Linked DNA regions of Homo sapiens: regions 1, 2, 4 and 5 are each linked to region 3. Evidence: chromatin contacts called from ENCODE Hi-C or POLR2A ChIA-PET data. All regions are on one chromosome and are shown on one strand. Each heading gives the region's core, a stretch centred on a gene start or an enhancer-like site at or near the end of the contact. The rest is flanking DNA. Distances are from core to core; before and after follow the strand shown. Region 1 overlaps FAM53B (family with sequence similarity 53 member B). Region 2 overlaps CTBP2 (C-terminal binding protein 2). Region 3 holds the start of EEF1AKMT2 (EEF1A lysine methyltransferase 2). Region 4 overlaps CTBP2 (C-terminal binding protein 2). Region 5 holds the start of ZRANB1 (zinc finger RANBP2-type containing 1).

Region 1 (5,108 bases), core at 2,389-4,888, 150 kb after region 3:
CATCTGCACTCTCGGGTTCCCTACCCACAGCCATGTGGGAAACTGACATCCCAAGCTTCTCTGAGCACCCCAGGAAGGTCACCTCTCAGGCCTCCCTCAGTGGCAAAACCCTTTGAGTGGTACATTTCTGAGCTGTTCCTGCCAGGAGGAAACCCTGGTAATTTGGAGAAGGGTTGCTGAGTGCCAGGCAGGTCAGCCAGAAGTGATGTGCATTTCACTGAAAGAACAGAGTTGCCACCCACATCTTCATTTCTAGGCTAGGAGCTGTCCTGGAATTCTAAAGGGAAGGAAGGAAGGAGGGCGGGCAGTGAGCAGCCCCAGCCCTGTCTCTGGGGGTTCTAATTGGCCTTTGCAGAGCCAAAGCTCCTAGGTTTGCTGGCAGAGGACGTGAAGGGGCTGTAGCCACTGGTAGTGCTATGAGTTGCGGTCTTAGCTGTCACTGGGTAAGGGCTGTGTGCCATGACTGTGCTAGCCCAGCTAACTCGGTGAGCTAGCTCTCCTTACCAGCATTTTCCAATTGAGGCAGGCTCGGTGGGGCCAAGTGACCAGGCGGTAGACAAATAGCTGCAAAGTGGCCAGGCCTGGGTACCCTCTTCCCCCAACTATAAGCAGCTCAAGGCCTGGTGGCTTGTGGCCCACCAGGTGCCCTGGGAGCAGGCACCGGGTGGTGAATTTACCCTGAGTCACATCTTCGTTGGAGCAAGGCCAGTTTTGCCCTTTCTTCCCGAGCAGGTGTGGAGGCCCCTGGCATGAGCAGGAAACACTAGAATGTTCCAGAGACCCAAGGGACCAGCCTTTTCTGGGGGCAGATGCCATGTACAGATGGGCATCTCCAACCTCTGGATGCCCTGTGTCTCTCTGAGGATGGGGCGGTGGTCAGAAAGGGCCCTGTCTTCCTAGCCTGCTGGCCGCTCCAGGAGCCGCCCAGCGTGCACCGCTGTGCCTCATCTTCTGAGCCTTCCATCCTCACTGCTCCTGGGGGCAGCCCTGTGGGGGAAATCACGTTTTTAATTAGCCTGGTTCGGGATGGCGGCTCTAAAGCTCCGGGCCGTGAATGCAGCCTCTTCGCCTTTGGAATCCGCTGCCAGTGGACACAATGTAGCTGTAGGAATGAAAACAAGAGAGAGAAAGGCCCACAGGCTCAGATTTTTAATTGGCACTGTCCTCCCAGCCCTGCACCCCCCCGCTGGCCCTCCCGGGGCTCTGTTTGGGCGGCCGGGCCCGGGCGACGAGTGATGGAGGCTTTCACAGCTTCAGACTGATTTAAGTGGACCTGTATAGATTCCTGCAGCCACGCTGAAAGAGCCAGGCGCAATCACCGCGCCGAGAAACCCTGGGAAATTTATCAGCCACCTGCGCGTCGTGAATAGGGAGAACTGCTGAGGGCCCTGCCGAGCCGCCTGGGCTTCAATGGCCCCACAGCCCAGCCTCACAGAAGAGATTTTTCTAAAGCTGCAATTAATTTTTTTCCCCTCAATCAATTGGAAGTTGCTTTCTTGCTTTCAGCTGGGTGAGTGTGATCCTTGATTCTGTGATTCTCCCTTAACCTGAGCGTTCCAACAATTGACGTTTCTCTCCAGAGACAGACAGCTTTATTTCCTGTCGGCCATCTAGGAAGAGACATTTTTGTTTGTGTTTTGTGTGTCCTTTTCGTGCTCTTTCTTTTCTTTCTTTAAGATCATCTCAAGCTAACAGTGAGAAAAAAGGCATATGTGAGCGATTCTGCCTCGACAGGTCCCACGATACCGTCAGGAATGTCCGTTTTTCTTGCTTTCATGAAAACACTGTGGGGTCTTACTTAGAGGAGACAGTGGTAGAGATGAAAGAAGGAAGGAGAGGAGTGCATGTAATGCGGAAAGGAGAAAGGCAGTCTTGCCGGACTGCCAGAGAGCCGTGTGCTGCAGCTTCAAGAGGTTTCTCCTAGACCGACCTCCACCCTGCAGGAACAGTTATGGGGACAATTCTTGGCTCCTATTTAATTTTACAATGAGAACCAATTCCACTGCATAAGAAGAGAAGGCCACCCTTTCTGCCTGGAGTCACTGTCTGAAAGCTTCTGTGATCGGCAGTTGCACGTGCCCCTGTGTCTCGGGGATCCTGACTCACGGGGATTTCAGGTTCCGTGTTCACTCAGGGACATTGCTGCCGAAGGATGGCAACCATTCTGGCTGCTGTGGCAGAGCGGGACACCTGCAAGCCAGCCTGAGCACCCATCTGCCTGTTGGGCCACCGGGCAGCTTCTGCAGATGGGAGTCATCAGGCTTGAGAAGGTGACATCTGGGCTATGCCGGGCTGCCCTTCTGTTTTGGTAGAGTCACTGCCTTCACTGCCCCACCCTTGAAACTGGCTTGCTTTTGTCACAACCACCGGAGAGGCGTTGGTGTGAGAGTGAGACCCGTCACTGTGGACGTGTTCACACGCATGGCGCTCTGGCTGTCCTCTCCTTCCCTGGAGCCCGTGCCTTTGTTAAGATCTCTAGGACCTGCTGGCATGGCAGCTTGCCCGTAAAGCCTCTCAGCAGGGAGGGCTACTGTTCTTGAGGGTGAGAGACAGAAGTGGCCGCCCTGTGGTCTGAGCCTGCCCGGCACAGCCACTGACTGCACTTGTGGTGACTGTCAGTTAGGGCTCCGATGGCTTATTCTTCCTCGAGGAACACTCACGTTCTCAGGGTGGGCATGTATGCACACGTGTATGCACGCACGCCATTTGTTCAGTTGTGTACCTGCTTTAGGCTTCCGGCTCTCCAGCTGGGTGACCTTAGCAGGTTCCTCAGCCTCTCTAGGCCTCTGTTTCCTCAACTATAAAATAGTATCACTGGCACAGGCCTCCTGGGGGTTCTGGAGGAACCAGCGAGTCGCGGTGTGCCAAGTTCCTTTCGCAGTGCCCAGCACATAGTTAGGATCTAGTTCATGGGACCTGTAAGTCTTATCAGTGCTTGCCGTCTTAATAAGACCCACCTGTTGACACCTGGGACCGAGGGTCAAGAAGGGGCTCCTCTCCTCTCTGGCTCCCAAGGAAGGGGCCTCTTGCAGGCACAGTGGATCCAGTGTGTTGGGGGTGGGTGGTGCTTTTCCCCTAAGGCCATGGTGGTTGCTCCCTCGAGGATTTTAGAATCTTATCTCTGAGTTCCCCGTGACTCTCGGCTCCTGTTTTCTAGTGAACATGGGCCTCAGTGATGACACATGGTTGTCTGGCAGTTCCTTTTTGTGGTAGCCACTTGCTGATAGAAGGAGAGGCACCTCCCCAGTGGGTTCTGTGCTTTCTCTGAAGCACCAGATGTTGGTGCCAGGACAGAGTTGGCTCATCTCCTAACTTGGGCTGAGCCAGTGATGGTCTCAGCCAGAGGCTGGGGCCCTGTCCTGAAGCTGGTCTTGGGGTAGTGTTCTCACTATTCCACCACAGCTCACACTTCCCATCTGCACTGGAAGGGTTACTGGGGGCTCAGAGTTAAACTGGCCCCAGCATTATTGGTCACTGTAGAAACTGCAACATGTTGAAGTGAATCCAACATATCGAGGAAGAGGTATGTGTGTGACGTGTGAGCATTTACCTTTAAGGGAAGGAACTGGATGAGAGCCAGTCGGGGTCCGTTGGAGGCTGCCCGGGACTCTGGACAGCCCCTGAGGGTGTCTGCTCTGGGCACTGTGCTGGTTTCTTCCTGTTTTGTCTTACTGGTTTTGTCTTCTGGGTGCTTTCAGCCTCTCCCACACACATCATTTGTCACCTAGGCGGGGTATGCTCCAGAGGAAAGTAAAATACCCACAGCCTTTGTCCCTTCCTCCCATCTGGCTGAGGGCTCTTCCTAGTGTGGGGTCAGCGGGGCGTGCCCTCTGCGGCCTTTGCCGGGCTGTTGCCTCACTCTGCTCTGCCGCAGCGGGGGCTGTCTTTTTCCTCCTCCTCTCTTCCTGCGCTCGGGGCTGTATTGCATGGTGGTCAGCGCCTGATCCCGGATTCAGACTGCTGGCACCTAGATCCTCCCCACTCACTCCCTGTGTGGCCTCACCAAACCTCTGATGACAGTAGCGCCCCCTCCCAAGGTTGAGGTGAGGGTTTAGTGGGGCGATCCCATGGAGCTCAGGGTAAATTCTTAGTAAACATTAGCTCTGCCATCATTCGAGGCTCTGCAGCTGCTAGGACACCAGAACGAACCTCCAGAAATGCCCTGCCTTTGTTCCCAGGACAAGACAAGATTCTAGGGGATGACGGACTGGTGGGATTCATGGCATCTCCACCTTTGGGTTGGTTTTCTGCACAGGAAGAAACACATGGATTTAAGAATGATTTAGGGTGGCTCCAAGCCCTGCACATTCTTCAGGGGCCATCTTGGTGTGCCCCCTACTCCCCTTGTTATCCCAGCCACTGCCTGCCCTTTTCTGGGCCAAGGCTTGGCTGCTCAGGAACACGATCCCTCCCCAACCTGCCGCGCAGAGCTGTGCAGGCTGAGGGTGCTGGCCGGAGAGGTGTGGAGGGCCTGAGGCTGTGCTGCTCCTCACACTCGCAGACAAGCCCACGGGGTGCACCTGAGAATGCACCTGTAGCAAGGTGCAGCCGTCAGGGCTCCCTGAATTGCCTTCTTTGCTGCTCCAGTTGGTGTGGTGGCTCTGCCCAAGGGCTTTCAGCCTTGTAGTTGGGAATTTTTACCAAGCAGCAGGCAAGGCTTGCTGGGGGTTCCTAGGGGTAGAAAGTGATTTTCTGCCATCCTGAATTCTGGTATTTTATGGTAGCAGTGAGGTGCAGCGTGGTGGTTAAGGGTGGGTGCAGGCTTTGAACAGACAGATCTGGATTTGAACCTGGCCCTGCCACTGCCTCTCGGTGGGAGTTTGCCCAAACCAACCTCTGTCTCTCCAGGTGTAAAAGGAGGCTGGCAGAGCCTGTCCCTTGTGCCTGGATGATGAGCTGATGGAGGTGAGAGGTCCCCCCATGCCCGCCCCAGGCATCTGTCTCCAGCACTTTCACTCAGACGCAGCTAGGCACTCTGGGATGCGGGCGCTGTGTTTGTATATTCTGCCAAGCATTTAAACAGTAATGAACAAAAGGGGAAAATATAGAAAGGGGGGGAAAAGCCTATCAGAAAATTCATAGTTATGTTGAGGTGTGTCCCTGGGAAA
Region 2 (5,161 bases), core at 1,031-3,530, 240 kb before region 3:
CCCTAAGTTCTTAGAGGACTGCTTTGCCTTTTGATCTGAGAGTTGCAAAGTTCCATAAAGAATGGCCCTTGTGGATAAGCACAAAGTCAAGAGACAGCGATTGGACAGAATTTGTGAAGGTAAGAGCGTGTTTGGCGGTTTTTACCAAACATACGTAGTCCCTCACTCAAATCTTCGCTGGCTGCTCCCTTGAGTTGGCTGTGCCACTCCCCAAGCCAGAGTCCCTCCTCCGATTCCAACACTGCATACCATTGGCACCCTCTGCTGGGTGTCCTTGGCCGTGGGCCTGGCCTTGGCTTAGGACAAGGCCTGGCTTCTGGGGCGGGGTTGGGGACTAGGAGGACAGTTTCAGGGCTGGTGGGCCCTGAGGTCTATGTCTTCCATGTACCTAAGGTTATTTTGCATATAAAAGATGGTGTTGATTAGGACCATCTTTTTTCACTTCCTGAAATCTCAGGACTTTACCTGTTTTGGATTAAGATATTTACAATGCTGAATTCCCTGATACTATGAGATTCCTGAAGAGCCCAGCATTGCCCCTCGTGGTGTGTTCATGTCCCTGGTATCTTTGGAAATGTCTGGAAGTGTTCTGTTCATGAAAGGAAAAATAAACATAATTAAAATCTAATGGAAACCTGGGGACAAAACTCTGAAGTGTTGATTAAGCACTGCGCTCTTCCAGCTAGCGGGTGGTAAGAAACCAGCGTGTGGGTTCGGGTTTAGGGGTGAGTGCACCTGCCAGATGGGGTCAGTGCTACAGGGCTGCTCTTTGCTCAGGGTGATTGCTGGTACTGCCCTACAGGGTGGCTCTCGGAGGGAAGCGAAGATGGCTCCGCAGCCCCCTCTGCACCCTTCACGCACACGCTGAAGTTTAGTAGCTGACCCACCAGTTTGTGGACAGGAATATGCAACCCACAGGGCTTCCCCTGCAGCTGCCCATATGGAATTGTCTGTCCTATAAGTAGATGTGGCTCATGCCACACGGGGTGGGGACATCATAGACATTCTGCTGAGTGACTCCATGGCCTCACAGAACTCTGCGCTGCAAGAACACAAAAGCACTGACATTCCTGGGGTTCAGTATAAGGAGTTTGGCGTTAAAGGGTTTTTTTAAAGTAAACATTCACAAATTATAAAAACCTACAGAGAGGTTGGTAGGATGGTACAGTGAACACCAATATTCCATTCAGTTTTCCAGATTCTTTTGAGGGGAGATAAAGATAGAGATATACATATAAATAGACACTGTGTGAGTAGATGATGGATTTTCTTCCAGAACCATCTGAAAAAATTCAGGGGCAGCACTTTACTCTGGACTACCTATGGCATGGCACCTTTTATCCAATTTCGTACTGCTCCCAGTACCGGAATGAACCCCAGGAATCTAACCTCAGGGACAGTATTGTCTAGTATAGGCTGCATATTCGCATTTCCTCCACGTCTCTTTGCCTGTGCAATAGATAAGGGTCACGCATTGTGTTTAGTTGTTACATCTCTCTAGTCTCCTTAGTCTAAAATTATCCCCTGGGCTTTTTTGACTTTCAGAGACATTGGACTTACTGAAGAGCCCAGGCCCCATTGATTTGTAGACTATTCCACAGTATAGGTTCACCAGATTGTATGGGGAGTTGTAAAATTTACTCTTGACTTCCACTGTAAAGGTGCTTGATTGAGGTTACTGAGTACTTGCTTCTGGAACACGCTCGTGACTCAGCTTTCCAAGGTTACTAGCAGGAATGCCTCTGGGGCTGACTCCACCCCCTGCACCCAGGATTCTCCAGGGATGTTGCATCAGAAACTAGAATGGGATTGAAGAGCTAGCAGCGTTTCCTCTGTGTGTTTCCATGGCTGTATAAACCTGACTTGGGCAAAACCATTGTCTGCTTGCAGACCCTCTGTCCCATCCAGACAGGTGCTGAAGGATGGTTCACCAACCTTCCCACCCCCTTCATGTGTAATAGGAAATTTTCAGCCAATTTTTTATAACAGAAGTTTGCATTACCTTGTCTATGCATGGTGTTCCAGATACATTTGCAGTTATATATTTTAAATTTCTCAATAACTATCAACGCAGACAGGCCAAAATGCAGTTACTCCAGTGTGGGTCACCATCTATATGTCAGCTCCCTAGGCATCTCATTAAGTACTCACAGTTGGTCCCAAGTGCTTTGTTGGTGCTCCTCCTATGTATAAGCTGACTTAGTCCTTGTGGCACCTGTTATGGGTCAGGACAGGTGGCACCCATCTCACAGGTGCTGCCAGAGAGGCGTTGAGCAGTAGGCAGTTTGCACCCAGGAACCCGGGCAGTCTGTTTTTTTCTGTTTGGCCTTCTCTCATACCAGCTTGTTGGATTCAGCTCTTTCTTCCACCTGAAGGCCTTGAACATCTAACACACACAAACACACACACACACACACACACACACACACACACACACACACACACACCCCCTCTAGCTTTGAATTCTCACCATGTTTCTATTCTATCAACTACTTGTAGAATGTTCTGTATTGATATGCAGAGAGCCTGTCAAACTGTTTTTTTCTCCCTCCCCACTGCCTACACCTGACACAGGGACTTCTGCGTCCCTTAGGTTTGTTTTTTTTTTCTTTCTAAATGATTAAAAGCATGAAGCTGCCATGTTCTGCTGTGCTTACCCGGTCTGCTCCCAGGCTTGTAGGAACTTTGTCTTCCTGCTCTTGGTGTCTGGATACACCAGCTCCTTAAAATTCGTCCCCTCCCGCCTGCTACACAATGCCAACATCAAGCCCTGGTCGTGGGTCCCTAGGCTGGAATCAGGCAGGCCTCTCCAGGGTCCCACTCCAGGTACTCCGCTGGAATCTGAGCATCACCCCTGCACAGATACTTGTACAACCTTTCCCTGTTTTCTAAGGCCTGTCCAGCCCCTTCCTCTTTGAAACTTTTCAAAGCAAGAAAAAGTGGCATGGAGCTTGATCCTTCTGTGTGCCCAGAATCTGCCGTGGGGATTCACTCCGCCAGGCTGTGTCTCTACTCGGAGAGCAGGACACAGACAGTCTTTGGGACTCCAGCCAAATGAGCTGGAATAATGGTCTTTCTAGCCAATGTAAAAGCCACATTTTAATTTTTTTAATGTAACTCTTTGAGTTTGCTATTTATAATTGTTCCTTTTTTTTCTGATGCCTGCTATCAAGCAATCCTATAATACCATGTAAGAATTATTACGAAGGAGCCCTCTCGTAACACAGGCTGATCAGAACAAGATTGTGGTCTCCTCATTCTCAAGTATAATGGAGATCTTCCTATCTGTTTAGTCTGCTGACATAATTGACATTGTGAACTGCACCAGCTGGAGGGTTTTAGTACCTACTTTATCGCATTATGCCAGAGCTCCTTTGGTTTGCCCCAAACATCTATTGGTTGGAAATGAGGGCTAGCTAACAATCACTCAGCATTGCAAAGGGAACCCAGAAGAGCATCTTGCAGAGCCCTGGGTTTGTAGAACTTAATAAACCACAATGGCTGTTGTTGGTGGTAACTTTTTGTTAGAGCTGCTTCTTGTGGATTATGATAGAATCAGTCTGTAAACACTGCTCCCCTTTCCTGCGGCTGTTGCGATTGCAACTTGAAAAAAGTATGTGTTTCGTTTTACTGCGTTTTGTTCGAATGTGTTAGAGACGTGGAAAATGGTCCCCCGAGGATGGTATCAGCTGAGTTGTGAGTAGTCCCCTTGTAACATGACTCAGGGAGGGTGCTTCTCCATTTCCTCTGCAAAAATAAAAGGGACCTCCTCTTAAATAAACAAGCTCATGAAACATTCCGCACCTCTGGAATGTTCTCACGACCACAGAGGATAAAAGGAATGAGAACGTTGAGCTGGTTGGGTGGATATGAGGAAAAAGGAGACAAGCTGGTTTCTGTGAAACACATAGATAGTTAGAAAGTCTGGGAATCTCATTCTGCATCACCTTTGTCGCAGGAGGATGAGAAGTCTGAGAAGATGCTGCCGGGGATGAGGTGGAAGGGAGTTTCCCCAGTGGGTCTCTTCTGTGTCGCGGGCTCTTCTGCTCTTCTCAGTGGGTTGAACTTGCCATGGTGGAAGCACATGTCAGTGGGATGTACCCCCAAGAAAGGTCATCCATACGTATAAGGAACAAAGACAGGCGCCTCCAGGGTCAGCAAGGTTACCCAAGTGGTCTAGAAGTCCCTCTGGCTCTTTCCTTCTTCCAGCAGCCTCCTTGCCTGGCAAACACCCATCAGAGCCTCCAGGATGAGAGAGTGACTTTCTCTTTCCCCGAGGAAAGAACATAATCCACAGAGTGTTGACAAATGGTTTTGTTTGGTATTTAAGATTTATTTGTTTTTGTTCTGAGTAGCTGTTTTCTTTTCACCTATCTTTGTACAGATGCATTATAAAATCAGGACTTGTTTTGTTTTTGTTTGTTTTTTTAAAGCACTTTGAGCGCTTCGTAAAGAAACAGAGTTGAAGCCTGCCTATAGGTAGTCCACAAACAGTTCTAATAAATAACTTTAAATAGCCCCAAAATGTGGATTTTAAAAATGGGATTCATAATGTTGCTATACATTATAATTATATGTTGGGATCAGGCAATTATGCACATTTCCAGCAATTATGTGATTAGCTGTAATTACATTAGCTATGTAAATATACAATAGTCAACTAGACATGCCTTAAAACCCCAAAGCACAAATGAACATACCCAAACAATCTTATGCAAAGGTAAAGGTTCAGGAAACAGCCAAGGCAAAGCTTCACAGACAAAAGTGCGGTTCTTTGCAAGGGGTAAAGTTTCATGTTTTGCCTTATCTGTCCCCGGCTTTAAGAGAAACTCAGAGTGGGGGACCCCTCCCCAGGGAACCCCTCACCCCACCTGTTCCTCCACCGACTCTGGGGATGGGGTTCATAGACTGCCCTCCCGTTCTGCAGCTGTGAATCAGGTTCGGTGTTTTATTTCTCTGTTGTTACTCATTTCTCAAGCACAAACATAAGCGTCTCTTTGCACCGGTCAGTTTGGTGATGGGCGGATGTCTTCATACTCACCACTTTTTTCTAATAGCAACATGTTAAGGCCACTTTGCTTTTATTTGGGGGGCCAGGGATGTGTAGTGCAACTGGAGTCTGTGGCTGGGGTTTGGGGGTTCATCACCGTCTTCTAGTTTG
Region 3 (5,066 bases), core at 359-2,858:
GAAGGATTTCTGATGCTATTTTATCTTTAGGGACTTGTTACTGGGCTTCTGTCTGCCAAGACAACAGAAACGTGGCCTAGCAAACAATTCCTTTTGGTTGGAAGGCAGTCTCGCTAGGGGCATTTGAGGGCCTTGCCTAGGACATAGGACCAGCAGTATTTCACAGCTACTACAGAAAATACCCCAGACTTTGGCCCATAAGATCTCTTGTATTATACTGCAGATCTACCAATGGCACTCAGACCCAGAGGCAGATGCAATCTCCGGTTCGCGGGTTGGGAGCAGTTTTGTGGAACAAAGACACCGTCTAGTTCTGACATGGTACAGGGAGGAAACACACAGAGGTTAAGACTTAGACAAGAGGCCAGGCGCGGTGGCTCACGCCTGTAATCCCTGCACTTTGGGAGGCTGAGGCGGGAGGATCACTTGAGGTCGGGACTTCGAGACCAGCCTGACCAACATGAAGGAACCCCGTCTCTACTAAAAATACAAAATTAGGCCGGGCGCGGTGGCTCACGCCTGTAATCCCAGCACTTTGGGAGGCCGAGGCGGGTGGATCACGAGGTCAGGAGATCGAGACCATCCTGGCTAACACGGTGAAACACCGTCTCCACTAAAAAAAATACAAAAAATTATCCGGGCGTGGTGGTGGGCGCCTGTAGTCCCAGCTACTCCGGAGGCTTAGGCAGGAGAATGGCGTGAGCCCGGGAGGCGGAGCTTGCAGCGAGCCGAGATCGAGCCACTGCACTCCAGCCTGGGCGACAGAGCGAGACTACGTCTAAAAAACAAAACAAAACAAAATTAGCCTGGCGTGGTGGCGCCCGCCTGTAATCCAGTTACTCGGGAAGTTGAGGCAGGAGAATCGCTTGAACCCGGGAGGCGGAGGTTGCGGTGAGCCGAGATCGCGCCATTGCATTGCACTCCAGCCTGGGCGACAAGAGCGAAACTTCGTCTCAAAAAACAAAACAAAACAAAACAAAACAAAACAAACTTAAGCAAGGCCAGGTGCCTGGGTCGAGGCAGAGCTGAGGCTTATCCGGGCATCCTCTCACTTAGCAGTCTTTCTTCCACAACACACTGATCCCCGTGTTTGGCGTATTGTGGAGAGTTGCAGGGCATTCCTTTCCCTGGACATAAATTTCCACGTCTACCGGTGACATCAAGTCACAAGAGGCCAGAACGCGGTTTTCAAGTCAGAATCTTAGCCAGAAACGAAGTTGGCCTCTTGCCAAGGAGCCAAATAACTGGATGGACGCTCGCACCCGCTTCGCAGACAGGCGCACGCAGTGGAGAGGTGAAGTGATTTCTGCGTTTGGGTAGAGCGGCGTCGGCTTTAGGTGTCCACGGTGCGGAAGCCAGCCGTTTTCCAAAATGCAATACCTCTAATGGTCCCTCACGAACAGCAGTCCCCAAATACAGCCGCTCTTGGACCTCGACGAAGGGGATGCCACTAACGCTGTGGGGAGAGCGCACGGTCCCCGCCGGCGCAGGGAGCCGGGGGTAGAGCAGAGGGCGTCGCGTCCCCATCCCAGCCCCAGCGCGGGGGCTGGAGCAGTCGAGAGGGCGGCCTCCCGCCGCCTAGAGGCGCCGGTCCGCTCGTCCGCTCTGCCTGTGCCCCGTCTCTATGGCGGCCCCAACGGCCGTCCAGGACGTGGAGCGAAATGAGCTCGGGCGCTGACGGCGGCGGTGGCGCTGCGGTGGCGGCGCGGTCGGACAAGGGCAGTCCCGGGGAGGACGGTTTCGTCCCGTCGGCGCTGGGGACCCGCGAGCAGTGAGTGTGACGCTGGGCAGGGGAGGATGAGCCGTGCCGCCCTGCCTGGGCCCCGAGAAGGGGACGGCGGGGTGGAGACCCGGGGCTCAGGGACAGGGAGACCCTCGGGGGCGTGACGGGAGCAGGGCCACCTGGCGGGGGGCTTACGGGGATTTCAAAGAGTGGAATCCCTAGGGGTCGCCCTACGCGGTTAACCGACGTTTCAAGGGATTGGAGCCCAAGGGGCTTGTGGGTGCGGGACAGGCTTTGGCTCCTGGGAGGCCTTTTGGGAGTCTCGAACCTGAGGGCCAGGCTTGGGGGAAAGGGGGAGAGGGCGAGGCTGGCGAATAGGGCTGGTCGGCGAGAGTGAGAGACCGAGGGAGAAGTGCTGGGCCTGGGAGCCGAAAAGGCTGAGTAGGAGGGGAGGGATGTGGGAGCTGGAAGTGGGGTGGGAATAGCGGATGACCCGAGGCGGGAGCGGGGAGATAGTGGGGGATCTTGGGGTGAAAGAAAGCGATCTGACCTCAAACAGACGCTCAGGAATTATTAAATGAATTAATGTGGGTGGATGAATGGCTGCAGGGAACAGTTGGGGAGAGGTAAATTGGCGGGATGAGAGGGAGCAGGGATTCTAGAGAATCATTGTAGGAAAAGAGACGGCAAATGAAAAGGATTCAGAGGGCCGGGTGCGTGGTGGCTTACGCCTGTAATCCCAGCACTTTGGGAGGCCGAGGCGGGCGGAGCACAAGGTCAGGAGATCGAGACCAGCCTGACCAACATGGTGAAACCCCGTCTCTACTAAAAATACAAAAATTAGCGGGGTGTGGTGGCGCACACCTGTAGTCCCAGCTACTCGGGAGGCTGAGGCAGGAGAATCGCTTGAACCCGGGAGGCGGAGGTTGCAGTGAGCCGAGATCGCGCCACTGCACTCCAGCCTGGTGACAGAGCGTGACTCCGTCTCAAAAAAAGAAGAAAAGCGTCCAGAGAAAATTTAAACGGAGGGCTAGAAGACTGGAATAGGCAGAGACAAATAGCACAGGAAAGAGACTGTGTGCCTGCACACTTGAGACCAGATGTGCTTGTTTCATCAAGTTTTGAACTTGGGTCAGGGACTTAGGGATACGTGGACAAATGTCTTTGTGTTTTTTTAGGCTAAAACTTATTGTTGTGCATCAGATATTGTCCTAAATGCTTTACATGTACAGTATAAACGTATTCTGCTTGCCCATGTATTTCCTTCTTTTAACTCAAGGACGTTAAAAGATTGAACTATGTGTATTTATTAATAACACTAGTGATGTTTAAACCTCTGTCATAAATAGCTCTGTAATGTATTAGAAACATACATTTAATTCATAATACAGTTTAATTCAAGAGTCTTGCTTTGCATTTCATTGTTTACATAGTTGGGATGCTGTCTATGAGAGAGAACTGCAAACTTTCCGAGAATATGGAGATACAGGTGAAATCTGGTGAGTTAGGAAAAGAATCAAGTTATAATCTAGAAGATTATATGTATATGTGTGTGTGTTTAAAAAAATACGTATATATTCGCCGGGCGCGGTGGCTTACGCCTGTAATCCCAGCACTTTGGGAGGCCGAGGCAGGCAGATCACGAGGTCAGGAGATAGAGACCATCCTGGCCGACATGGTGAAACCCTGTCTCTACGAAAATTAGACAAAAAATTAGCCAGGCATGGTGGCGCGCGCCTGTAGTCCCAGCTACTTGGGAGGCCGAGGCAGGGGAATCATTTGAACCTGGGAGGCGGAGATTGCAGTGAGCTGAGATCGCGCCACTGCACTCCATCCTGGGCGACAGAGTGAGACTCCATCTCAAAAAAAAAAATGCATATATTCAAGTGCTTATACCCAAAGAAAGCCTAAAAATCCTGGGAACCCTGGATTAAGTCTGGCTTTAGTGGGTAGATTTAAAGTATGTCTCTTCTTTTATTCTTTTTTAATTTTTTACTTTTTTTTTTTTTTTAGAGAGGTGGGGTGTCATTCTGTCATCCAGGCTGGAGTACAGTGGCATGATCATCATAACTCGTTACATCCTGGACCTCCTGGGCCCAGGTGATCCTCCCGCCACAGCCTCCTGGGTAGCTGGGACTATAGCTGCATGCCATCATGCCCAGCAAATTTTCTTTTTTGTAGAGACAGGGTCTCACTGTGTTACCCAGGGTGGTCTCGAACTCCTGGCCTCAAGCAGTCCTCCCACCGTGGCCTTCCAAAGTGTTGGGAGAATGGGTGTGAGCCCTCTTTTAATATCTCACATTTACGTTTGATGACAGCATTTCACCCTATAGTTGTCCTTTGTCAATAAACAATAAAATTCTGAGACACCAACACATACAACTGTTAATGCTGATATAGAGAAATGTTAGTAAATAACATACTGACCTTGTCTATTCTGTTGTATTCCTGGAGGTGGTTTCTCCTAAATTACAGTAGAGACAAAGCTGAAGCAGTCACAGATGTTTTCACTTTCAAATAAGAGTTTGAGCATATGGTATAAATAGCTTAAATGGAATATAGTGGTGACTTTTGCTCTGTATCCCTCAGTTATTTGACTGATTCTCTCTAACAGGTTTGGAGAAGAGAGTATGAATCGACTAATAAGGTGGATGCAGAAACACAAGATTCCACTGGATGCTTCAGTGCTTGATATTGGAACTGGAAATGGTGTTTTCCTGGTTGAACTTGTTGGTACTTTTAGTATTTGTTTGTTAAAGACAAATTTTAAAAGGAAAATTTTTAAAGGCCCTGCAATTGAGGATATTAACCATCTAAATATAAAATAGTAAAGCAGTCATACTTGGAGAAGTCAGATAGTACAAAAGGGAGGCTACATGGATTGTGAGAGAACCTAGGCAATCTGAGTCCTAGTCTTGACTCTTTTGGCTATAGTCTTAACCTTGAGTAAGCCACTTAATTTTTCTAGGCTTCTGTTCTTTCCTAAGGGTTGTGACTAGGTGATTGCTATTGGTTTCTTGTAGCTCAAAACTCTAGAAATGCATATATATATATATATATAAAGATGACCTTTTGCAATTCCAGTAGGACATACGTATCTTATCTTATAGGTAAGCATATGGTTTGAAAAGTGCATTTTGTCCATGGAACTGTGTTTCGGTAAACATTCCACTGCTAGCTAAACCATCACTGTTGTATGCCTGCAGTGTGCTCTTGCTATGCTGTGTGCTGTGGAGGAATTATAAGACTTAGGCTTCATCCTAGATAATTTTACAGTCTTAATTAGTACAGAAATAAACATAAGAGTGAAATTTGTTAAGTAACCACCACATGCCAAGCCTCA
Region 4 (5,041 bases), core at 148-2,647, 200 kb before region 3:
AAACCTTGGTACAAGAGTCTTCCACCATGCCAGTGTGCCTGTAACCGGCTTTTCTTTCCTTCCACAGATGAGGCAGGGAGCATTCCTTGTGAACGCAGCCCGTGGCGGCCTGGTGGACGAGAAAGCCTTAGCACAAGCCCTCAAGGAGGGCAGGATACGAGGGGCAGCCCTCGACGTGCATGAGTCAGAGCCCTTCAGGTGCGTGTTGCCCCAGCCGCCTACCAGGAGCCCACAGGGCCCAGCTCCACACCTGACCCCCACACTTTGAACTCGAGGCCCTTTTCCCAAACAGGTCCCTGGGCAGGAAACTCCAGAGATGACATTTACAGTCTCTGTTCTTCTAAGGATTGTGCTGTATTCTAATTGTAAAAGGGCTGGAAGTTTCCCAGAGGTCATCAGGGAAAGGAGAGGCAGAAAATTGGTGGGGGTGTGGCAGTGGTTCTGGTCTTCAGACAGACAGGCATCATCTCTGCCCTGGATTACAGCAGGACAAGCCTTCAATAGAATTGGGCTTTTTGATCTACCAATTATACGGTTCTTACACAACTTTGATAATTACATTCAAAAATTCCCAGCCTTCATAAAATATCATCACAGATGTTCCTGTATCCATGCTATCTATGTAGCTACTTTTCTACATGGCCAAGAGCTCCCTTGTGCTGAGGAGGGCAGGGAGCGTATGCGACATTTCCCGCTTACTCTGTTTTTTCTACATTTTTCTAGCTTTGCTCAGGGTCCGTTGAAAGATGCCCCGAATCTCATCTGCACTCCTCACACTGCCTGGTACAGTGAGCAGGCGTCACTGGAGATGAGGGAGGCAGCTGCCACCGAGATCCGCCGAGCCATCACAGGTGAGCCCCTCCGTGCCTCTGGCCTGCCAAGGGCAGCCTCAGCTCCACAGTGCAGCCGGCTCCTGTCCTGCTGGCTACAGGCAGCTCTCGACAGGTAGAATTCACTTTTAGCATCAAATTTATATGAGTTGGGCCCTGTTTATTTACGTAAGCCCTGAACTAAACTTCACAGAGGGAACCATTCCCTTTAGTCCCAGACATTATAAACTCGGGGGTCGGGGGGCACACAGAGGCTGAAGGTCAGTGTTGAAGAGCTCAAGCACTTGGGCCTTTGGATGTTCTACATTTTTACAAATGCTTATTTCCCCACATAAGCAGCTACAGGTGTAATGTTGAACTTACTGTGATTTGTAAAAATAATATGATTAATTTTAATCATCTTACCCTAGGTCGCATCCCAGAAAGCTTAAGAAATTGTGTGAACAAGGAATTCTTTGTCACATCAGCGCCTTGGTCAGTAATAGACCAGCAAGCAATTCATCCTGAGCTCAATGGTGCCACATACAGGTGAGAAAAGGAACTGACTTTGTCTCAGCTTGTGAGCACCACGGCCCCGGGGCCAGGGAGAGAAGCCCAAACTTGGCGGAAGCTTAACCTCCCGCAGATGCTAAGTCAGGGTCAGAACAATCAGCCTTCTCAGCAGGAACTGTGTACACCGCCCCCATTTCTTCCAATGCCTAATTTCATGGAACAAACAGAAGCTCCTATTTTAAAAGGGGGTGTGTTCGGTCAGATGTGATTGACCACAGGTGCTAGGAACTGCCTTTCATTCTAAAGCCATCTTAAAACCAGAAGGCTTCCCAGTCACGTGTGGTGGCGCACACCTGCAGTCTCAGCTGCTAGGGAGGCTGAGGTGGGAGAGGTGCTTGAAGCTGGGAGGTGGAGATTGCAGTGAGCCGAGATCACCCACTGCACTCCAGCCTAGGCCACAGAGTGAGACAATGCTGCTACCCCCCGACCCCACCCCACCACCAAAAAAAAAAAAAAAAAAAGGGCTTCTCAAAGAGAAAGGTATACGTAGATAAGATGTTCAAGTGCAAAGGCCTGTGAGCAAGTTCATTTTCCAATTTGAATCTTATGTCCACAGAAGGCATTCTGGTACAGTCAACTCAGGATAGTACAATCAACTCAGGATGATGACCTTGTCCACACACTAAAAATGATACCTGTAGTTTGGGTCAGCTGAGAAACTGGAGCCATGTTTGGGAACGCAGAGTGGGGGAAAGACAGGAGCCCTCACAGGGAGAAGGGGTTCCTTTTGTGGTATTTTCCATGCACGAATCGGTTTTCTCCCACACCCCCCCCCCCATTATTGCTGGCTTCCCAGGAAAATCAGTAGCCCCCTCATGCATAAATGAATGAAGTTGCAGCCTTGAATCTTAAGAAAAATTTTTGCATATTCTAAACCAGGGTTTCTAGCTCTTGGCAATAAGTATATTTGGGGCCAGATCATTCTCTTCATTCTCTCGTAGGAGGCCTGGCCTGTCCTGTGCATTGTAGGACGTTCAGCGGCATCCCTGGCCTCTACCCACGGGATGCCAGTAGCACCTCCCACTCCCACTCATGATGATTGAGAATGTCTCCAGCCACATGTCCCCTGCTGTAGCCACAGTGACGACCAGGGTGCATTCAGTTTGTGTAATGAAGGCTCTGACACTCTTGAAGAAGCTATGCCGGTGCTTGCAGGTCACATGGCTGTCTTCACATTTCATCCAGCCCCGTCCTTTTGGCCCTCAAAAGTATTTTGAGCCTATCACAGCACCAGATTCCCCTGTTGGGTGGAGCTGGGGGCCCACCTCTTCCATGTCTCCATTGTTATTTATCCTTCACGTAAGCTGGGGCTCTTAGGCCCCCTAGAACAGTATGTGTGCACTGAGGAAGGGACCCTAATGACCAGAGTCCTTCTGAAGGTCTTGGTGACAGGATGGCAGGCCAGGAGCTGGGGGTGGGGTGGCTACCATAGTGAGATGCCTCCTCCTCTACCTGGATGGATGATAAGTCTGTGTGAATACACTGAGTCCCACTTTGCCCGAGGACCCTGTGTTCTGTGGTTGGCGAATGCAGTGTGTCCTCACACAGCACTTCGTGCTTGCAATATAAAACCAGCCCGAGCCTGGGCGTTCCGAGGAAGGCGGGCCCCCAGCCAACAGCCAGCAAGCATACCACTTCCCATCTCAGGCCATGGGAGTATATAGCCAACCAGCCTAGAAAGCTTAGTGAGTTCTGGCTGCCATAATTGAGTAGCATAGACTGGGTGGCTTGTAAAGAAATGCCTTGCTCGCAGTTCTGGAGGCTGGAAGTCTGAGATGAGGCTGCCAGCATGGTCAGGTTCTGGTGACGGCCAGGCAGCAGACCGTCAGCTTCTTCCCACATCCTCATATGGCAGAGAGAGGGCCAGAGCACTGACTAGACTCCCTTGTGTAAAGGCACTGATCCCATTCATGACCCAGTCATTTCCTCACCCAGTCACTTCCCAAGGGCTCTACCTCTTAAGGTCATCACCTTTAAGGTGTGGGATTTGAACTGGAATTAGGGGGATGGAGGGAGACAAACATTGAGTCCCTAAGGGTCCATTGTACTCTGTTGGGAAATCATTTTATCAGTCAGAAGTAACTGGTGAACAGTTGGGAGTCCATTTTGTACAAAGTGGGTTTTTTTAAATAGTATAATGTATCCACATTCATAAATAGTATGGGCTAATATCTTCTTATCTAAAAGCTACAAAATTAGTGGCCCCGTGTTTGGATTGGACTAGTTTTGTTTTTATGAATTAGTTGCCAGTGTTTTATATAAAAATTGAGACTTCTCCTTGCTTTGGGGATAGGGAAGATAAACTATCCCATAAAAATCGTTAGCCAGGGCCGGGCATGGTGGCTCACGCCTGTAATCCCAGCACTTTGGGAGGCTGAGGCGGGCGGATCACGAGGTCGGGAGATTGAGACCATCCTGGCCAACGTGGTGAAACCCCGTCTCTACTAAAAATATAAAAATTAGCCGGGTGTGGTAGCGCACACCTGTAGTCCCAGCTACTTGGGAGGCTGAGGCAGGAGAATCACTTTAACCCAGGAGGCAGAGGTTGCAGTGGGCTGAGATTGCTCACGCCACTGCACTCCAGACTGGCGACAGAGTGAGACTCCATCTCAAAAAAAAAAAAAAAAACTATTAGCCAGGCCTGGTGTCTCTCGCCTGTACTCCCAGGACTCTGGGAGGCCTATGATGGGGCATCACTTGAGCTCAAGAGTTTGAGACCAGCCTGGGCAGTCTGGCAAAACCGCATCTCTACAAAAAAATACAAAAACTAGCTAGGCGTGGTGGCTCATGCCTGTGGTCGCCACTACTTGGGTGTCTGAGGTGGGATCACTTGAGCCCAGAAGGTCGGTCAAGGTGAGCCATGTTCATGTCACTGGGCTCCTGTCTCTTATGAAAAGGCCAGAAGTAGAAGAGCCAAGAGCTTGGCAACTCTGCCCTGAACTTACAAGGCCCTATTTCTGTGTGTTCCTTAGATATCCGCCAGGCATCGTGGGTGTGGCTCCAGGAGGACTTCCTGCAGCCATGGAAGGGATCATCCCTGGAGGCATCCCAGTGACTCACAACCTCCCGACAGTGGCACATCCTTCCCAAGCGCCCTCTCCCAACCAGCCCACAAAACACGGGGACAATCGAGAGCACCCCAACGAGCAATAGCAGAGAATGCCAGAAGGTAATCACTCAGATACACTTGGGACCAAGAGACAGTGAAAAATAGATGAACTAAGAGAAAAAGAATCGGATGGTCTTTGTAACTGATTCTGGACATATGCATCATTGATGTTGCAGTGTTGAAACTACAAGAGCTAGAAAACTGAAGATGTCGTCTGCTTACGGAAGCGCTGAAAGACTAGGATGTGATTTATTAACGACCAACTTCTGTTATTGTGTGTTAAGTTTTTCATCTGTGCATCAAATCACAAAAAGAATAAATAGAGCTTTTTCCTTTATCAGTCCCTTGGGCACAGCAGGTCCTGAACACCCTGCTCTACAATGTTGCATCAAGAGTTCAAACAACAAAATAAAAAATATTAAGAGGAAATCCCCATCCTGTGACTTGAGTCCCTTAAGTCTACAGGGGCTGGTGACCTCTTTTTGCTAATAGGAAAATCACATTACTACAAAATGGGGAGAAAACTGTTTGCCTGTGGTAGACACCTGCA
Region 5 (4,425 bases), core at 701-3,200, 150 kb before region 3:
TGAGGAAAATGTCACAATACATATGAACCATAACTTGAAGTATGGAATCAGCTGGCTACATGTAATCAGTTCCATAAAGTTTGCAAACATTTACTACATGACATTCATGTTAAATTAACACCAGTATTTTCAAGGTCAATATGTTTGTTCAACTTCTTGGAGTCACACATTTTTGTGGTATTTTTAACATCTGACTAAAGCTTCTATCATCACAAGATGCTCACACTGTTTACAAATACTTGGAAACAGCAGCTGGTGTTCCTCAGTTACATCTTGTTACAATAAACAGAGTAGCAGTTTTAAAGTCCAGGTATATATTTTACTGCTGATGTGTAAAAACTTTGCTTTAACTTAAACGTTTCCACTGCCCCCAGTAATGGAGAGACATGAACACAATTAATTGTGGGCAATTTAGTACAAAGTTACGACAAGATCACAAATACACAAATTTTTATGTATGCATACTTGAAAGTACAGCTATCGTGCTGAATGAATCAAATGCTAGTGACTTTGCGCATATATATATACACACACACACACACACTCACATTTTTGCATGTGCGTGGAGACACAGTCTCACTATGTTACCCAAGCTGGAGTGCAAGTGCTATTCACAGACCGATCATGGCATACTACAGCCTCAAACTCCTGGTTTCAAGCAAGTGGCTAAGACCACAAACGTGTGTCAGCGCACCCAGCTCTTTTCATATCATTTTTACTACCTTTTCCCATCCCACGCAAAAAATGCAGAATACAGAAACTTACCCACACAAGCATTGAGGAAGAGCCAATCAGTCTTTTTCATCCTGTTTTTAATTTGCTTTAGTTTTTTAAAGTCTACTTCAAGTTCCTCCTTGCTTCCCACAGCACCAGCCAATTCAATCCTCTGAAAATCCATTTTCACTTCAGAGTCCCGCTTCGTAGCAGGAGGTGATCTCCTTTGGCTATTACCACTACTGCAACTTCCCCTCCATCGAGCTCTGTCTTGCTCATTTATTATTGAAGAAGCCTCTTCAGTCTCTGCCAATTCTATTGCTTCAATGTTATTAGGTCTGGGATGATCACAAACAACACATCTTTTAGCCTTGGCCCAGTTTTCATATGTGCAAACAGAGCAAGTCCAGTGCTGTGTCCTAGTGTTCAGTTTATTTCTATCATTGTATTCCTCACAAGGATCAACAGAAAAAGCAACTGGTCTTGAGCCAGATCCTGAGGACTGAGGAGATTCTGTAGGACTCCTGGTCCTACGTTGGGATAAGCACTGGGTACATCTGATTGCTCTTGGCCAGTTCAAATATGTACACATGTGGCATGACCACTTATTTGCATTTTCCATGCTATACGAAGATTTCACCCTTGGTCTTGCACTAGAGTCTGGACATATCAAAGGACTACTTCCTCCTTCGGTGCTGGAAGGATCCCAATCTCTACCAACATCACTTGAACCACTTTTAAATGGATCTTCTGTAATAATTGTTCCACTAGGTCTTTGGGCACGACACATAGTACACTTGATTGCAGATGGCCAGTTTTCATACGTACAATATTCACAAGCCCACTTAATTCCACGTTCTGACATTGTGCACTTCTTGAAGTGAGCTGTGTCAGGCAGGAAGCTATAAATAATTAGGACATGGTTATTAAAATAACTACATTCCACCTCCAAAAATACGCTGCCCAAAAAGCAAGTCCTTCAACCTACAAAATATAAATTTCTCAAAAGATGCATGCAACATTTCGACATTGAATTATCCTAATTTTCTTTTTTAATTTCCATAGAAACACTGGAGATAAATTCTCAAAGAAAAAATCTTAGACCCTGGGATTTAATAAAACTGAACTTTGGAATGCAAAAGAGATAGGCAGGAGATATAACGAGGTTTGATCTAAGAAGGATGAGATTAACGGGAAGCCACTAATAGAAATGTTTAATTTCAGGGAGGCCATCACATCAATTTAGAAAAGTAACCAATAGTTTAAAGAGACAAAGGTAGAGGAAACAACACAAACTAAAAAATAGCTTAAACACATAACCATTCTCAAATTATGAACACAGATTATGATTCATGAATTCAGAAGATCAAGCAACGTCTATTTTATCATTCTCGCTAAGGGAGAAAAGCAACTTAAAATGCTAATTATCCACTGTTCTTAATTAGCACAGGTAGTAAAGAAACATGTTGAGAAGTAATGGCTACAATTAACAAAGTAACATTATGAAATAGGTAGTTCCTTGATAATCTGTAGCCTCAAAATCTAGTTCTATCTGGAGTAAAAAAAAGAAGACTGTACTGGGGAAAATTAAATCTGTGGAAGGTCACTGAAATAACCAGTAGCATAATCATTCCAATATAATTGTGAATGTTCATAATTAAAATATTTTAAATTTTGAATATTTAAAATATACTCAAAATCTAATTCATGGCCGGGGGCAGTAGCTCAAGCCTATAATCCCAGCATTTTGGGAGGCTGAGGCGGGTAGATCACAAGGTCAGGAGTTCAAGACCAGCCTGGCCAAGATGGTAAAGCCCCGTCTCTATAAAAATACAAAAATTAGCCGTGCATGGTGGTAGGTGCCTGTAATCCCAGCTACTCAGGAGGCTGAGGCAGAGAACTGCTTGAACCCGGCAGGCAGAGGTTGCAGTGAGCTAAGATCGCACCACTGCACTCTAGCCTGGGTGACAGAGTGAGACTCCATCCCCTGCCCCCCAAAAAATCCAATTCATATTTAAAAGATATTCACACTACTTAAAAGATTTCTAGGATTCAACAATGGGCTAACACTACACTATAATGAAGAAAGACTTCATAATTTAATGGCAACTAATTCATAAATGAAGCAACTTACATAACAAATTTAATTTTTTTTTTTTTAATGGCTTGAATTTAGACACTGGCCACTTTTCCTAAATACTTTTATCAACTCAGTATCATCCCAACACCTATTTTTCACCCGGAAAGAGAAAGAAATCCTAGGCAGAGTATAGAAGCTTTGCTCTCTCTTTCTCAGGGATTTTTCCTGAACCTAGAGGGTTAAATCTTTTGTTTGTTTGTTTTTTTGTTGTTGTTGTTTTCATTTTTGTTTTTTTGAGATGGAGTCTTGCTATGTTTTGCCCAGGCTGGAATGCAGTGGAGTGGTGCAATCTAAGCTCACTGCAACCTCCACCTCCCAGGTTCAAGCGATTCTCCTGCCTCAGCCTCCCAAGTAGCCGAGATTACAGGTGCATGCCACCATGCCCGGCTAATTTTTGTATTTTTAGTAGAGATAGGGTTTCAGCATCTTGGCCGGGCTTCTCTTGATGAACTCCTGACCTCGTGATCCACCCACCTCGACCTCCCAAAGTGCTAGGATTACAGGCATGAACCACCACGCCTGGCCTAAATCTTTCACTTTTGAAGTATACTGTATTATGTTCCTGCCTGCCAAGTCCATACACCATTTATAGTGTGAACTCTGCTAAGAAGAAAAAAAAATCACTATAAGAAAGTATACTACTTAATAGCTAAAATAAAAACCACACTTACTAAGATTTTAGTTCCCACGCTATAACCTCCACCTTGCACATGATTAGAATAAAAGTACGGTTTGCAAATCAGATCAAAGACAAGATTCCGTCTTCATGCTGGCTCAGAATTCTGACTTCCTCAGGAGATACTGCAAAACGTGATAAGTGGTTCTGTCTGACTGAATAGCTATTCCTGTAAAGGAGACCAAAACTGAATTTCACTTGAAGCCTGCTACTTTAGCTAAAAGATTTTTAAGGCTTTATTTTTATCAATTCTCTATTTTAACCCTACTCACTTATTTTAACAATGGACAACTATATTTAGAATTTTAATTTAACAAAACAATAAAATTGGCTAATCAACTGGGCTGGTCAGCCAAATTAAACATGGATGAGACATTTTTCTATATAACCTTAACCCTGTGCTGTGTACACAGTTCTAATATTACTATTAATTTGGCAGTGCTAAGTTAATTCCTACCTGTATTACTCTATTACTAAAAGGGAAAAGATGATAAAATCCAAAAAAGTAGAAAAAGCAAAATAATTGCTTATATTTAGCTATGAAACCACCTTCAGCAACTGCATTTTTTTCCCTGATCCAAGTAATATAAAATTATCTTGTTTAAATTTTTAAATTTAGTTTGTATAATGATTACTTACAAACTGATAGCAGCCCAAAAATGTGTGGAAGAGCAGAGAACTATAATGATATAACCATCCAGAAAGTAGACAATACAGATTTAATGGCAATTTTCATACTCTTTAGGCAGATTCTTTTAGTTTCTCGGGAATGAAATATAAGTTACTTGCTCATGCTACTGGAAATTAAAATGAGCATGTAGAAACTTATTAACAAGATAAATGCCATAATGAACATATATCCAGGGCTACTCTAAGTAATTTCAATATATCTTTT

What was found. Hi-C counts contacts between places; a loop is a spot of excess contacts on that map. ChIA-PET counts read pairs that join two places held with the same protein, here RNA polymerase II (POLR2A). Pooled maps may share reads with other maps.
Region 1: a loop to region 3 is called in a pooled map, with 2.1 times the contacts of the local background. The contact joins the enhancer-like site here to the promoter of EEF1AKMT2 in region 3. A Hi-C loop is called at or near these places in 6 of 168 maps with a recorded cell type or tissue (dorsolateral prefrontal cortex, endothelial cell of umbilical vein, mammary epithelial cell and 2 more), 1 of 37 single-sample maps with no recorded cell type and 14 of 50 pooled maps. POLR2A ChIA-PET finds 5 or more read pairs at or near these places in 6 of 52 experiments (H1, Panc1, T-cell and 3 more).
Region 2: a pooled map shows a loop between it and region 3 (2.3-fold over the local background). The contact joins the enhancer-like site here to the promoter of EEF1AKMT2 in region 3. A Hi-C loop is called at or near these places in 2 of 168 maps with a recorded cell type or tissue (K562 and mammary epithelial cell) and 2 of 50 pooled maps. POLR2A ChIA-PET finds 5 or more read pairs at or near these places in 1 of 52 experiments (BJ).
Region 4: a map of chondrocyte shows a loop between it and region 3 (2.1-fold over the local background). The contact joins the enhancer-like site here to the promoter of EEF1AKMT2 in region 3. A Hi-C loop is called at or near these places in 2 of 168 maps with a recorded cell type or tissue (cardiac septum and chondrocyte) and 5 of 50 pooled maps. POLR2A ChIA-PET finds 5 or more read pairs at or near these places in 2 of 52 experiments (A673 and H1).
Region 5: a loop to region 3 is called in a pooled map, with 2.0 times the contacts of the local background. The contact joins the promoter of ZRANB1 here to the promoter of EEF1AKMT2 in region 3. A Hi-C loop is called at or near these places in 2 of 50 pooled maps. POLR2A ChIA-PET finds 5 or more read pairs at or near these places in 7 of 52 experiments (AG04450, GM12878, H1 and 4 more).

Annotation. Positions count from the first base shown.
Region 1 is chr10:124,639,626-124,644,733 of GRCh38, reverse strand. The region is part of intron 4 of FAM53B (family with sequence similarity 53 member B); the gene reads left to right. Among named protein-coding and RNA genes, the nearest start is that of FAM53B-AS1, 62 kb to the left of the region's middle. RefSeq lists enhancers at 1,907-2,644, 3,442-3,491, 4,123-4,862. Within about 2 kb of position 3,638, at least 24 of the 41 ENCODE cell types and tissues checked have a DNase peak (open chromatin) inside an H3K27ac peak, as active enhancers do; they include ovary, where a contact is called at or near this core.
Region 2 is chr10:125,033,955-125,039,115 of GRCh38, reverse strand. It overlaps CTBP2 (C-terminal binding protein 2), which reads left to right. Exons shown (of 11, transcript NM_001329.4): 3 at 1-119. The coding sequence starts at 62. Among named protein-coding and RNA genes, the nearest start is that of MIR4296, 3.7 kb to the right of the region's middle. Within about 2 kb of position 2,280, at least 10 of the 41 ENCODE cell types and tissues checked have a DNase peak (open chromatin) inside an H3K27ac peak, as active enhancers do; they include mammary epithelial cell, where a contact is called at or near this core.
Region 3 is chr10:124,788,429-124,793,494 of GRCh38, reverse strand. It overlaps EEF1AKMT2 (EEF1A lysine methyltransferase 2), which reads left to right and starts at 1,608. Exons shown (of 7, transcript NM_212554.4): 1 at 1,608-1,771; 2 at 3,157-3,222; 3 at 4,338-4,452. The coding sequence starts at 1,662. RefSeq lists enhancers at 209-931, 995-1,304, 932-1,656 and a silencer at 1,435-1,494.
Region 4 is chr10:124,989,012-124,994,052 of GRCh38, reverse strand. CTBP2 (C-terminal binding protein 2) reads left to right here. Exons shown (of 11, transcript NM_001329.4): 8 at 68-198; 9 at 724-851; 10 at 1,241-1,358; 11 at 4,355-5,041. The coding sequence ends at 4,535. Among named protein-coding and RNA genes, the nearest start is that of MIR4296, 41 kb to the left of the region's middle. Within about 2 kb of position 1,397, at least 10 of the 41 ENCODE cell types and tissues checked have a DNase peak (open chromatin) inside an H3K27ac peak, as active enhancers do.
Region 5 is chr10:124,939,648-124,944,072 of GRCh38, reverse strand. ZRANB1 (zinc finger RANBP2-type containing 1) reads right to left here and starts at 1,950. Exons shown (of 9, transcript NM_017580.3): 1 at 766-1,950. The coding sequence starts at 1,579.